Linked DNA regions of Homo sapiens: regions 1 and 3 are each linked to region 2. Evidence: read pairs that join two places in POLR2A ChIA-PET (ENCODE). Cell type or tissue: A673. All regions are shown on one strand.

Region 1 (2,500 bases), 50 kb before region 2:
ACAATCCTAATCAGTAGTTACTAAAATTATTTAATTTTGTGATGGCTAAAAAAAAAAGAGAGTGAGCGAGAGAGAGACCTTAGTCTCTTCATGACCCACTAATGTGTCTTGCTTTCTTCCCCCATTTGCCTTCCTCAAACCTGCTTTTCTAAAAGCATGGAAATTCATTTTTTTTTTTTGTCATTCTACTGATTGTTTCCATTCAAATAGATGATTGCTCTTGCACTGCTTTATCTAGGTTACCCAGGACAAATCTGTGTTTCTGTCCAAGGCCTCGCCACAACTTCTGCACAGATTGCCCTAATATTTATAATAGGTAAGAAAACTTGAGAAGAGATACTGATAGGACAAAAGCTGTCTGCCCTACAGAATTCTTCTTTGGGTAATTTCTATATTCTGTAGGAACATAGCAAAATGTCCATGCTGCATATAAAGTATCATTCTTATCACTGCAAGATTAGGAAGCCCTCCTCACCGGAGTCCATGGCTTACATGTGTGCTTTCTCTCTTACTTATAAAAAATCTGCCAGCATTCTAGGAAATAGATGAAGAGACTCTGTGGAATGTAATTAACTGCAAAGCCCAGGTGATTAAAAAACCGATTAAAAGAAAATAACACACACAACACAGAAAAGACCTTATTCACTGAAAAAAGATGGGGGGAAGGGGAGACAAACAGAAAAATTCCTATTTATTTGGGGTTTTGTCTAGTAATACGTGCAATTCTAAATCCTAAATTTATATTATGAATTAAAATATAAGCAATATTTTGTAAATACATTGGTTGCAAAATGAATACCAAAAGAAATATTAGAATTTTGTATGGAGGGAAAAGGTGTATATGAGGTAGATAATATCACCCTAACAAATATCAAACCTAAACAAAACACGCATACAAAGTGAGACCAGTTAACAACCAAGATAAGAGATGAAAATTGCCACTGGAGCAGATCAACTTTATTCAATGCCCTGATAAGCACCTATTTGCTCTTCCCCATTATGCTTTCTTAGTATTTATAAATTATCATTTAATTATGCTGGCAAGTGGTAATTGTCAAATAAAGCTCAGATAGGCATAAGCCCTCAGGCTGCACATGACAGAAAAATATCTGTTAAAGCTGGGCTGATTCACACGCTTAGGAAATAATTTCCTTTCTTCTTTTTATCCTTGCCAACAAATTATATGAACTGGCACTTTGTGCTTTGTAGGCATTTTGAAGTCTATGCAGATTACAGAAAAGAAAAATTAGTTGTTTCAATATCTACCATTCCTAAATTATTCTGCTGATTTAAGACTCCACGTACTGAGAGAACAAAAGAGTACCAAAGATCAAGAAATTCAAACCTTCCTCTACTTATAGTTTATGCTCAGGGTCATTTTCAATTGAGGAAATCAAGATTTGGAGAATTATTTTACATATTGTACAATGGATTTTACATAAAGTAGGAATTGGAACATGACATTCATCCCATTAGGAGAAATACAGAAATCTCGTTTTCCTTAAGTCCCTTACTACTTAGGTTTAATTAGTACCCAATCATCCCACCTCTTTTGTATTGAGTATTCTAAAAAAAAAAAAAAAAAAAAAAAGGAAACCTTCCAGCTAGTTGCACCACTTAGGTTTGGCTGTGGAGCATAAACACAAATAGACAATTATAATGCATATAGAAAGATAAGTTGAATACCAAGCGGCAATTTAATTCATATCTTATATTTAGACAGAATGTTGCATTTTGGTTATATATGTAGAGCCACTTGTAAATTATTTTTAATTCCAAGGCTGGGCAGAGAAGACACAGAAAATATCCTCTCCCTCCCTTGTGAGAAAGAGAGAGGAGAGAGAGTGAGAGAAAGAGAGACAGAAGGCGGGGTGGGGGGAGAAGCAAAACTTGAGTTCCTCTTGTGAGCAAAGATCATCACCCTTCTTTTTGGTTCCCCATCTCACTCCCTCCCTCCAGCTACCCTGGGCTGCTTTGGGGGCTGTTTAGTTACCATGTTCCCTCTTGCCTCAGTCTTTGTACATGTTATTTTTACTGCTTGGAAAGTTCTTTAAAACTTCAATTCCACTCCCTTCATCACTTCCAATCTTCTCAATCTATTTAAGTCCTACCCATTCTTAAGATCCTAATTCAAACATCTTTTCCTTAGGAAAGCTTTCTCCAAACTCCTACACCCAGTTCCAGTCACCTGGTGATATTTACTCTTGCAGCACTTATTACAGTGTAAGAAAAAGAATGATAATAGCAAATTATATAAACTTTATTATGTGCTAGACTACTATATGTTTTAACAGAAACCTCACAGCAACCTTGAGGAGGAAGACACTGAGGCATATCAACATAAAATAACTTGCCTAAGCTTCTGCAGCTAACAAGTGGTAAAGCCAGGATGCAAACTCAAGCCTGGGTTCAGAGTGTGTGCTCTTAACCATTGCTTCTTACCACTGTACTTACTTGCACAATTGTCTAGTCATTATTTGTTAATCCCCCCCTCCAACCC
Region 2 (2,500 bases):
ACCACTCAGCTGGACTCTCAAATTCAGGAATTGCATGGAACAAACTAAAAAACATTTACATTCTTCACATGGAAAGATTTGTGAAGAGCCCCACATCTCTGGTAAATGCAAACAGCTATAAACAGATGTAACCTGCATTTACTAATAATAACTCTTATCCTCAAATCATATTTTTAAGTTTGAGCCCAACACAATATTGAATTTCCTCATTTTATTTGCTTTATATTTCTAAGCTGTCCTGGATGCAGCAACTAAATGAAATAAATGTTTTAGGAAAAAGCAGCTGTTTTTAAAATGTGGGTATTGGTTTTATGTAATACAAACTTTTTCCAAGTTTTTTTAACTTACAAAAGTCCTTGTTGTATAGTTTCTATTATTTGAGCAATTTTTATAATGAATATGATAATGTTAGCTATTTTTCTATAGGCATAATAGAACATAAAATTCATTTTCATGCAATTAAAATTCATTAGAGATTGGCATTTTAAGACTTAAAATCTTTTCTGAAAAATAACCTTTGTAAAAATCCAAATGTGTTCCCTCCCCCTTCAACAAATGTTGGCTTTTGTTATTTTTTTATATGCTGCATATTGAATTTCCCAGGCTGTGTTTCTGAACAGCAATCTACTGAAAAAAGTGCAATTATTTTTTTTCACTCAAACATGCATTTGAGAGAAATGAGTAGATCAGATAAAGAGCTGAGATGCTATTCAACTCAACCTTGAGTCACTCTCTGTCTCTTTAAAAAAAAAAAGGTGGCAAAATCAATACAAACCAATAATAACTTCACATTTGTGGAAGCAACATGAATGGCTCTCCAAAATATTGAGACACATCCAAGTACATTTTCGTAGAGCTGATATTTATCAGAAGTCATTTGCCCTCAAGCAGATGCTCCCTTTCATTGTGCTCCTGTCACAAATGACTAAGATTTATGACAGACAATTACAGCATCTGCAGTTAGCAGCCTTATAATCAGCACCATTATTTAACGATTGGTGCAATAAACTGACTCCTGTTACTGTTTATCAGATATCAGTCAGTTCTGGCCATTTTCTTCAGCTCCCAAATCACAGTATGGTGCAGCCACTGCCTTTTAATGGCTAGGCAGAAGCAGGAGCATTTTCACATTTTTTACAGACTGCCGAGGGAAAGAAAAAAGCAACCAATTACATGTATGTATGCTGCCCTCTCATTTGAGATGCCCGTGTATGTAACTATCTGTATACAGTTCTAAACCTCTTGGGGGTGAAAAAAAAAGCTTTTACTGTGGAAAGGGGCTTTTTATATTAAAAACAAAAACAAAAACATACCGCAAAATAAAAGCAAAGCAAAACAAAAAAACCCTCTTGCCTTTATTTTTAAAAAGTAAGTTCTCTGTTTAGATTTGCATTTCTTTCTGAGTATAAAATGTTGCTCTGGTGGCCCACTGTTTTGTCATGTAAGTGTGGTTTCAGCTTGCCTTTCACAACCAGAAAAGTAGCTATTGTCCCTGAAAAATATTTGTCAAGGAGCAATTTTTTTTTCCAAACTTTTTGTGAGGTTTTACTCAAAGGGAATTGCTCTGGACTCAATAGAGTTAAGTTTTTCATCAGTCAAAAAGTTGACACATAAAAGAGGCCATGTGTATGTGCCTAAAAGTCACTTACATATTACATATTACAGAATTCCATATTTCTAAACATACAAACAGGCAGAGGTATATATATTATTTAAAGTCCTTCCATAAGAAACACTGCATTTACATATCAAACATGAGGGGCAGGCAACAATTCAGAAGCTATATGGAAGGCAAGACTTCAGTGTAATATGGAAAATGGTATAAAGATGTAAATTTACAGTCAAAGTAAAAAGCTTATGCAATGCTTCTGTAGATGTCTTAGTGTCAAACGGTAGTCTAGTTATTTAGGGAAAAACAAAACAAACCGCAATGCCAGACCTTACTGATTCCTGTCTTTTGTTACTTTTTTCCATAACCAAAGAAGCTAAGTTTCTCATTCATAGCAATAAGCATTTTATCCAATGTCTTCCATTTTACATATTTGATAATATGGTATACGCCTAGATGGATATATTGATGTGGCTGCCTTTGCAATTTAAAGTCTATAATTCATCCACAAAGTCACATGTTTCTTTCGAGGTGTGACATGATACTGGAGAACAGAATAGTGCATCCTTTTAATGAAAAAATAAATAGTGATTAGCCTGGCCAACATGATGAAGCCCCATCTCTACTAAAAATACAAAAATTAGCCAGGCGTGGTGGTGCACGCCTGTAGTCCCAGCTACCCAGGAGGCTGGGGCACAAGAATCACTTGAACCCAGTAGGTGGAGGTTGCAGTGGGCTGAGATTGTGCCATTGTACTCCAGCCTGAGCAACAGAACAAGACTCCATCTCAAAAAAGAAAGCGAAGGGAAGGGAAGGGAAGGGAGGGGAAGGGGAAGGGGAAGGGAGAAGGCAGTAAGGCAGGAAAGCAGAGTAACCCCATGGGAATCAGAT
Region 3 (2,500 bases), 230 kb after region 2:
TCTTAAGTTATTTAAATTGTCACAGAATCCATGAAATTACAAAAAAAACTAAGTTAAAATTATATATGAGCAAATTTGAATTCACAAGTCTATTAAAAGAATAATATGTCATATTTAAGTAGATATTAACCCAGGAACACAGGGATGGTTCAAAATTAGGAACATTCTTCTTATAATTCTCTAGATGAACAGATTAGAAGAGATAAAAAAAACAAGCATAAAAGCCATTTGAAGAAATTTGAAACTCATACAAACACTAATTATAAGAATGCAGGCATGGCTATAATAATGCCAAAGTAGGCTTTAGAACAATGAATATTATCAGAAATAGAAACATTTCCTAAGTGCAGCAATTTATCATGAAACATAATGATCTTAAATGTGTGGATTCTTAGTAGCAGAGCTCAAAATACATGAAGCAAAATCTGGATACACTGAAAAAAAGAAATAGAAAAAAATCTAAAATAATAGTTGTAGATTTAACACTCTTCTCTCATGATTGATAGAAAAAGCAGACAAAAAAATCATTAAGGATATAGAACACTTGAAAAACACTATCAACCAACCTTACCTACAGAACACTGGGCTCAATGATATTCACATTTTTGCAAAGTACACATAAAACATTCATCAAGATAGACAACATTCTGGAACATAAATTAAGTTATAATATATTTAAAGAATTCACATCATACAGTGCATGTTCCCTGTGTATAAGAAAATTGAATTAGAAATAAGTAACATAAAGCAATCTGAAAGTCCTCAAATATTTGGAAAATCAGGCAACACACTTCTAAATAACCCATGGGTCAAAAAAGAAATTACACAGTAAATAAGATTTCAAAATTATTAGGAACTTATAACTAGGAAATCAAAAGGCTTGTCTTTATCAACATGCAAGAGGGAAGTGACTCATCACATACAGGGGCTACTCACTAGCATTAACTCTTAATTTCTTATCCAAAACCTTGGAGGCCAGAAGGGAGTGGGATGTCATATTCTAAGCACTGAAAGAACCAGGCATGGTGGCTCATGCCTGTAATTCCAGCACTTTGGCAGGCCAAGGCAGGATGATCACTTGAGCCCAAGAGTTTGAGACCAGCCTGGGCAACATAGGGAGACCTCATCTCTAGAAAAAAAAAAAAAAACTTCAGTTAGCCAGTTTTGGTGGTGATGTGTTCCTCATCTCTACAAAAAAAAAAAAAAACTTCAGTTAGCCAGTTTGGGTGGTGATGTGTTCCTGTAATCCCAGCTACTTAGAAAGCTGAGGCAAGGGGATCACTTGAGCCTGGGAGATAGGCTGCACTGAGCTATGATCTCACCACTGCATTCCAGCCTGGGTGACAGAGTGAGACCCCATCTCAAAAACAAAAACAAAAACAATCCCAACAAACAAAAAAAAACCAATGTGCTGGAAGAAATTTTTTAAAATTACTTATGTGAGGTAATGGATATGTTAACTAGCTTGAGTGTGGTAATAATTTCACAATGTATACATATATCAAACATCATGTGTACACCTTAAATATATACAATTTTTATTAGTCAATTACACCTCAATAAAGCTGAAAAAAATGAGAAAGAAACTTTAAAGCAATAATTTTATATATGGCCAGGCAAAGTGGCTCATGCCTGTAATCCTAGCACTTTGGGATGCCAAGGTGGATGAATCACTTGAGTCCAGAAGTTCTACACCAGCCTGGGCAACATGGAAAAACCCTGTCTCTACAAAAAAAAAGAAATACAAAAAATTAACTGGGCATGATAATCCCAGCTATTCAAGAGGCCGGGGTGGGAGGATCACCTGAGTCTGGCAGGTTGAGGCTGCAGTGAGCCATGATCATACCATTGCATTCCAGCCTGGGCAACAGAATGAGACCCTTTCTCAAAAAAAAAAAAAAAAAAAAGAATTTTATGTCCAGCAAAACTACCCTTCAAAGACTAAGGAGATATTAAGCTATTAGGACATTCTCAGATAGTAAAAACTTTAGACCATTATCCTCTGACTACCTCTATGAAAGATACTAACATACATTTAAAAGATACTAAAATACATTGAAATTAGATAGAAAAAAGGCAGTTATAAACAAAAAATACATTTATACTGCATCTTACATTTACCTATATAGTTACAGGTAAATAACTTTATTTAACTTTTTCAGAAAAGAACAGCACCAATAAAGGTAACTACATAGGTAACTATGAGACAGTATAAATGTATTTTTTGTTTATAACTGCCTTTTTTTCTATCTAATTTAAAAGACAACTGCATAATACAATAATTATAAATCTAACCTGGCAGGCATACAATGTATGAAAATGTAATTTGCAACAAAAATAGTATAGAGGGTGGGAGGAGCAGACCTATATAGAAGCAAAGCTTTTGTATACTACTGAAATTAAGTTGGTATTAATCAAATTAGATTAATACATATTAAGATGTTAATGGTAATCCCCTGAGCAACTATTAAGAAAATAACTTTAAAATATATAGCAAAAG

What was found. Peaks named below come from ENCODE experiments on the same cell type or tissue, not always from the same donor. Only the 100,000 strongest peaks of a DNase experiment are listed, where the experiment ranks them.
Region 1: POLR2A ChIA-PET joins it to region 2 with 10 read pairs; 3 of 35 experiments call an interaction of 5 or more read pairs at or near these places.
Region 3: POLR2A ChIA-PET joins it to region 2 with 13 read pairs; 2 of 35 experiments call an interaction of 5 or more read pairs at or near these places.

What each region holds. Positions count from the first base shown.
Region 1 is chr3:181,301,689-181,304,188 of GRCh38, reverse strand. All of the region lies in intron 3 of SOX2-OT (SOX2 overlapping transcript), which reads right to left. Among named protein-coding and RNA genes, the nearest start is that of SOX2-OT, 250 kb to the right of the region's middle. In A673, no CTCF peak of the experiment used is centred here; no DNase peak of the experiment used is centred here; H3K27me3 peaks cover 2,289 bases.
Region 2 is chr3:181,251,323-181,253,822 of GRCh38, reverse strand. The region is part of intron 3 of SOX2-OT (SOX2 overlapping transcript); the gene reads right to left. Among named protein-coding and RNA genes, the nearest start is that of SOX2-OT, 200 kb to the right of the region's middle. In A673, no CTCF peak of the experiment used is centred here; a DNase peak (open chromatin) is centred at 962; H3K27me3 peaks cover 764 bases.
Region 3 is chr3:181,023,863-181,026,362 of GRCh38, reverse strand. No RefSeq gene overlaps it. Among named protein-coding and RNA genes, the nearest start is that of SOX2-OT, 32 kb to the left of the region's middle. In A673, no CTCF peak of the experiment used is centred here; no DNase peak of the experiment used is centred here.